2 separate regions of the Homo sapiens genome follow, and region 1 is linked to region 2. A link is a contact called in ENCODE Hi-C or POLR2A ChIA-PET data. All regions are on one chromosome and are shown on one strand. The core of a region is the stretch at or near the end of the contact, and the rest is flanking DNA. Distances in the headings are between cores, read along the strand shown.

Region 1 (3,705 bases), core at 523-3,022, 45 kb before region 2:
ATAAAGATGGGTCCTTTACTAGACCAGAGTGTTGGAGGTTTTAGGGACAGGAGGCGATGCCGTGGAGAGACTACAGAGATGGAAGGGACTTCACAACCCGGACACCAAAACCAAACAAAGACGGCATAGAATAAACTACAGTCAGTTCTCACTTAGGGAGCTTAATATAAACAACCTGAATGAAACAGTGGCGTATTTACAGAGTAGTAAACCATGACCAAGTGGGGTTGTCCCAAGAAAGCAAAGATGGTTTAATAAGATGATTTGTTAACAATTCATTCTACTTTTTTTAATCAAAGAAGAACAAAATGAGATAATTTCAAGACATTTAATAAAGTTCAATATACATTTATGTTGTAAGCTCTTAATAGTGGAAGAACAGATGCAACTTTAATGTGCTTAAAAATATAGACCCTCGTACACCAAAACAGAAGTCAGCATTGTCCACGGTGAAACACTAAAATGCTTCTTAGAATGGAACGGGACACAGAGGAGTCTATCATCACCCTGTAATTTAGTCCTGTTGGAATAGACTCATCAAAGAAATAGGAAAAAGAAAGAAATAAAGTTTAAAAAAATGAAAAGAAGGCAAAATTAATATTATTTGAAAAAGTTATGGTTGTAATACATGGAATATTCAAGAGTGTCAGCTGAAAATCTATTATTAACACTACGAAAAGTCAGCAGGAAGAGAGGCCAAAATCCTAATATAAGTTAGTCAATTTTATATTATGAAATATAATGACAAAAGATCCCACTTATAATAACAATGAAAAGAATTATAGCAATAAATAAATCTTAAGGGAAATATGCAGAACACATATGAGAAAATTCTTAAACTCCAGAGGGGCATAAAGGAAGACTTTAGTACATGGAAATGTATATTTCAGTCTTATGGAGCAAAACTCAAAAATCCAAAAATGTCATGTTTTTCTAACTTAATTTGTAAATTTGATGTAATTAATTTGATTTGAAATGCTATCAGAGTTTTCTTCATAACCTGACAAGCTGATCCTACAGTTGAAATAAAATAAGCATATGAAAATATTCAGGAAAGTTCTGGAAAAATTATAGAAGAATCAGAGTGAGATAGGGACTAGCTTTATCAGACATTTAAAAGCTGTAACAAGTAAAGCAGTTTGCTATGGAGCAGAATTAAATAGTCACATCTACACCCAGGCACAAATGACTGATAATGACTTAGTGTAATATTCATCCAGGAAATAGTTTTCAAGGGTTCATGATGTCTTCAGACACTGCCATGGTAATGCATGTGGGTTTCAGTCCCCAGCAGGAGACTGTGATTAGTTTGGGAGATTCTCACATCCTCAAATTCTTTCACTGCTCAATCAACCCCAAAGCAGACCCGGCTCCAGGAACGGAACCAATTTGGAGCACATTTCTAAGTGGCTTGGGGAACAGAAGCCCCAGTCCTCTGGATCTCTTCCTGGCAATACCTGCTTTGATAGAAAGCTCGCTTTGCTATAGATTCCCTAGACTGCGAAACCTGGAGGAAAAGCAGCAACAAGGGTATTTTATGGGGACACTGATGACTGTGATACCTCTTACTCCTTAGCCACCAGATAATTCTTTTACTAATAAACTTTATTTTTTAGACCAGTGTTAGGTTTCTTAAAAAGTTGAGCAGAAAATACAGTGAGTTCTCAGATAGCTCCTTCCCCCACCCTAAACCTCACCCCACAGAATTTCCTCTACCATTAACATCTCGCACGAGTGTGGAGTATTAGGGTGTGCGCTCTGTGTCACACATCCTCCGGGTTTTCACAGTGCATAATGTCATGCATCTCCCATTTCAGTATCATACAGAGCAGTTTCACTGTCCTGAAAGTCCCCTGAGCTCCATGGATGATTTTTCAAAATTAAAATCAGAAATAGGCCGGGTGCGGTGGCTCACACCTGTAATCCCAGCACTTTGGGAGGGCGGATCACGAGGTCAGGAGATCGAGACCATCCTGGCTAACACGGTAAAACCCTGTCTCTACTGAAAATACAAAAAAATTAGGCAGGTGTGGTGGCACACGCCTGTAGTCCCAGCTACTCGGGAGGCTGAGGCAGGAGAATGGCATGAACCTGGGAGGCAGAGCTTGCAGTGAGCCGAGATTGCACCATTGCACTCCAGCCTGAGTGACAGAGCGAGACTCCGTCTCAAGAAAACAAACAAAGAAACAAAAATTAGACATAAAGAGAAAAACAGAGCTCTTCTGACACTGAACTGCTTGCTTTTCTAACAACAAGAAATTTACAACCATTTTAAATTGACCTGAAATACGCCAGTCACTTTGAGAGTCCTCAACTCCTAAAATCCTTAGCTAACACCAATCTTATTAGTTTCTCATCAAAAAATTTCATAGTTAATGTTACTTTAAAAACAACAACAACAACAACAACAACCAGGCAACGAAAGAAAAAGTCTTACAGGAAAAATAAGGCATTTATTACAGATTGAAACTGATCAGAAGAAAAATCACAGAATTCACAAAATCATTCTTTGTTGGAACTTTTCTTCCTTCCATTGCATTTTGCTGTTAAGAGAAAAGGAGTGTGAGGGTCAGACCACCGTGGCATGCGTTCACATTCCAGCTTTGGAGGCCAGGGACCCAGGACTCCTGGGAATTATTCAAAACCAGATCCGATGATACCAGACACTAGAGCAGCTATGCAAAGCAGCAGCTCCTTGAACAAACCAAAAGGGCGAGGGACACCTGCAGGAGGAAGAACAGGTAACTGGGTCTGGGGAGCAGATACACAACCCCAGAAAGGAAGCTCAAATCTCTCATAAAGGGAAGAATCAAAGAGACCCCAAGCAGAGGCTGCAGCCAGGTGTTGGGCCCCAGGCAGGTCTATGAAGGTGTTTGTGGTGTGAGGTAAGGAAGGAAGGAACCAAGCAAAAGCAAAAGAGTAGGTTGGCCACAGCTGCCACCGTGTGCGGGTGTGGGGCTGGAGATCAGGATACGCCATCCAGCCATTCATCCATTTATCAGTTCATCTGTTCAATAAACATGTATGCACTGAGCATTTGCTGGGGGTTACAAAGATCAATGAGGCATAGTTTTGACCTCAAAAACCTCCCACAACCTAGTGAAGGGGGTGGAAGTAGTTAGAGTACAGCTTGATAAATGCCAATTCCAGAGACGCCTATGTGCAGGAAACCCGAGGAAAAGGGTTCCTGAAGAGGGCATGTAAGCTGAACTCGGAGGATAAGATGGGGCGGGGATACTGTATCCCAGCAGAGGGGGCCTGAGAGTGGAGGTGAGACCCAGACTGGGACCCCGGGAGAACAGTCAGCTGTGTGAGGTTCTCCCATGTGACTCGGGAGACAGAAGCAGCACTCAAGGCTGGGGACAGTGGGCGCACACTGTCGGGTGTGTGGGCGAGGACTGTTGAGGCTCACACTCTGAGGGAGCTCATCCCCATCCTCCAGCACAGCAAGACCCCAGACTCATTATAAGATGACTCTGATGACAGTGCACAGGTGCCTTTGAGGGAAACAAGACACAGCCACCAGGAAAATGCTGAACATAGCAGGCTAGAGATGCAGCTGGAACTGGAGCCAACAGCTCGAAAAGGACAGAGCTGTGAAACATTTCGGAGCAAGGATTAGCAGACCTCGGTGACCAACTGGGTGAGGTGGGGAGGAGGTCTGAGATGCATCTGCTTCAGGCCTGGGGGACCTTGGAAGATGAG
Region 2 (3,456 bases), core at 93-2,592:
CCAAATTTTGTTCAAACACTGTTTTCTTGAGCTCACTGAATATTATTATGATGGTTATTTTGAATTCTTTGTTTGGTGTTTTGTATACCTACACTTATTTAGGGCCAATTTCTGTAGATTTATTCTGTTTCTTTGATTAGGCTATATTTTCCAGTTTCTTTATGTTTCTGTAGCTTGGAGTTGATATCTGCAAATCCAAAGGAACAGGCACCTTTCCCATTATTCACAGACTGGCTTCATGCAGGGAAAGACCTTCGCCAATTAGCACAGGTAGAAAATCTGGAGGTCTCTCAAATTTTCTATGGATGTATTTTCTCTTGGCGAGTGTGTGTAAATTTCTAATTAGAAGAATTTGCTTGTTTCTATCTTCATATGCTCATAATCTCTTACTTCCTCTGGTGTCTACCTGCTGTACTCTGGGTCTTCTGTAGCAGCAGCATGTGCTCCAGCTTTTTTTTTTTTCAGTAGTCACCAGGAATCTAGAGTATGTTAGGTCCCATCAGCACCCTGAATTGGATGAGACAGAAATCAGTACTTCAGGCAGCTCTGCAAAATGCCGTGCTCCAACAATTTCTTTCCCCAGGGAGAAATTACCATTTGAGAGTTTTCACCCACTCATTCTCTGCTGAGCCAGGAGGAGGGGCTATTGTAAATGAGTATATACTAGTCCAAACTGTTGCCTTTATTTTCAGTGTCCCTACCAGCCTCGTGCTTCTTCCTGCCAGTGCTTACATTCAGGCAAACAGAAACCAGTCCCTCAGGCAGCCACTCAGAAAGCTGGACCTTTAGACACACGCTTCAATTCCTTACCTCCTAAGGAAGAAGCCAGGAGTTTTGGGTTTTTTTACCCATTTGTTTTGTGCTGTACTGAAGGGAAGAACAAGGCCAAGAAAAGTGCCCTGAATGTTCCTACTGACTTTTATGCAGCTGGTCTCATGCCCATCTCAGATGCAGGAACTTCTTGTTATTTGTTTCTGGGCTTCTCAGAAAGGAAGTTGCCCCATGTATTATTATTAAATCAGTGTGTGCATGGGTAAAAGGAGGGTCTGGATCTTCCAATCCACCATTATGCTAGCATCACTCATAAATTTCTTGAATATTGGTAGTTAGCAATACCAGACAGAAAGAGAGCTCTGGTAAGTTTCACACCAGTAATTACATGCTCTGGCCTGGAGCTCATTGGCTAGACCTAGTCACATGACTTTACCTAATTCAAAGGGAGCAGGAAAGCAAGTCCTGCTATGTACCTTAAAAGTTAAGAACAAAATATCTGTCAGTGAGCACTAATGACAACCACAAAAGGAAATGCGGTATTGCTGTGAAAAATACTTCTGGTCATGATAATACAAACACTGAACAATAACAAAAACTATAATATGACTCTCTTGGGAGGATGAAGGTGGGGTTGGGAACAGGGCATGAAATGACTAAGTCTTTATTCTTTCACCATAGGAAGTCACAAATGCTAAACAATCAAAACTAGCAGTATGAGTCTATTACTTAGAAATAGGAAAAGAAAAAAGAAAAACAAACAGACAAAAGACTTTTAAGTGGTTGCTTCAGCTCTTAGAGTGAAGTGGGGCAAGGATTTACATGAACATTAACACATGTCATCCATCCAGGAAGAAAAGGGAAGAATGCAGTGAGATGCCTTATTAGCTTCCCTGCCACTCAACTCCAGATGCTCAGACTGGGAGCAAATCCTGTATCTGTTTCCACTTTCACAACCAGCAAACATGCACCAGTCATAAGCAAAAAACCTGAAGAACTGAATAATTTTCATTTGAAGGATAATTTGCAAATTTTGATACTTCCAGTAACCAAGTCTGATCCTGTGCTAACCCCTGGAAGCACAATAGCCTTACTATGTGACCAGAATCCAAATATTTTAATACAACACTCTTTCATTTTTAAAATGTAAATCAGTGGACATGTTTATGGGCTCAACCATTGAAAGCACTCCAAAAACTTCTCTAAAAGAGTCTGTGATGCTTTCAAATTATTGGGATTGCTTTGTACCTCTCCAAAATTACTAAGAAGCATGAAGTTATTTTCAACCTGGGAGGATATATACATTTTTAAAGCAGTCATTTTCCAAACATGTGCTATTGAAAAATATAGTGACAAGGGCAGGTCTTGGGGTCAAAAACCACTGTCTTCTGAATGAGGCCCCTAGCCCTTAGTGACTGAAATCATTAAACTCTTTTTATTTGTCTCACGTAGATGTAAATAATGATGACTGCCTTGCTTCTTCTCATCAGATGCACTCAATTGCCTTTATCTTTCTTCTGAAGACTGTCACGAAGGTGTTGGTGGGAGAATACTCAAGACAGGGAAATAAAAAAACTTGTAATTTCACCTCAAGAGAATATTCTGTATTTCAAAGCTAACCTCCTGCTGCCTAATCCTATTTTGCACGTTAGAAACTGAAAATTATGTTGGCCTCCCTGTGTGACTTTGAGACACTTCTAATCTCTGCTCCATTCTCCCACCCTCAGGCAGATGGAGGTCCTGGGCCAACTAGAGGTGATGTCATGTTCTCAAAGAGACAAAAAAGAAATGAGATGAATAATTTCCAAAGTATTCCCCAATTTTGATGCAACCACTTGGATAGTTTTCATGGGCTAAGGACTATGCTGAGCACTCACATCCCCACGGTAACCCAGCAGGAGAAACCAAATGTGACTCCCTTTTTGCAGACAGGAATATGGTGCCCAGATTGCAGGGTTAGTGGTGGAGGCAGGTGCCTGAGCTCTCTGCTGGGTTGTTACACTACCTTCTACTAGGCCACTTGCCATGGCCACAGGGGTGATAAGACTCTCCCTTAGGGACACCACTATAGGTTTGGAGGGATTGGGAGCCAAGGCAAAGCCTAAGTAGGGAGAAGAGGGAAAAGCTTCAACAAGCATTGCAAGGGACTTTCTCTTGCTTTTGACTACAACTCCCTACCTCACCTTCTCCATGGCCAAGTTATTTTGCCCAACCAGACTCAGCTCAGACTCCACCTCCCTTGCACAGTTTAATCCCATGCTCTCTGTCTCCGCTCTAATCCCATGGGTCCTACAGCAGCTCCCTGGGATTTCCTCTATTATCATGCCTTTCACACTGTGTTAATATCTTGAGTTTGTCTTTCTCTCTCACTAGACTGTGGGTTTTTTGAAGGCAGCAGTTAAGTCATTTATTGCAAATAATTCAATAAATGATTGTTGAATGAATAAATAAATGCATAAAGGAATGACTGCGTTCAGAAGAGGAAACTGGAGCTTTGTGACCTGCCCAATTTCACATAACTAGTTATGCCTGTACATATGTAAAAGTTATGTCTCCTAATTTCTGATTCAGGGCTTTTTCTACTATACTTCGCTAAACTCTGGATGTTTTTCCTCTTTAAGAGTCCCCTATAAAGATCAGCTAACACCCTGGGAGAAATTAATGTAACCATTTGAAAGGAAATAG

The links. Hi-C counts contacts between places; a loop is a spot of excess contacts on that map. ChIA-PET counts read pairs that join two places held with the same protein, here RNA polymerase II (POLR2A).
Region 1: a map of natural killer cell shows a loop between it and region 2 (3-fold over the local background). The contact joins two enhancer-like sites. A Hi-C loop is called at or near these places in 2 of 168 maps with a recorded cell type or tissue (endothelial cell of hepatic sinusoid and natural killer cell). POLR2A ChIA-PET finds 5 or more read pairs at or near these places in 3 of 52 experiments (activated CD4-positive, alpha-beta T cell, activated CD4-positive, alpha-beta memory T cell and activated naive CD8-positive, alpha-beta T cell).

Annotation. Positions count from the first base shown.
Region 1 is chr2:234,075,863-234,079,567 of GRCh38, reverse strand. It overlaps SPP2 (secreted phosphoprotein 2), which reads right to left. Exons shown (of 8, transcript NM_006944.3): 8 at 2,434-2,723. Among named protein-coding and RNA genes, the nearest start is that of SPP2, 27 kb to the right of the region's middle. Within about 2 kb of position 1,772, at least 2 of the 41 ENCODE cell types and tissues checked have a DNase peak (open chromatin) inside an H3K27ac peak, as active enhancers do; they include natural killer cell, where a contact is called at or near this core.
Region 2 is chr2:234,030,522-234,033,977 of GRCh38, reverse strand. No RefSeq gene overlaps it. Among named protein-coding and RNA genes, the nearest start is that of SPP2, 18 kb to the left of the region's middle. Within about 2 kb of position 1,342, at least 2 of the 41 ENCODE cell types and tissues checked have a DNase peak (open chromatin) inside an H3K27ac peak, as active enhancers do; they include natural killer cell, where a contact is called at or near this core.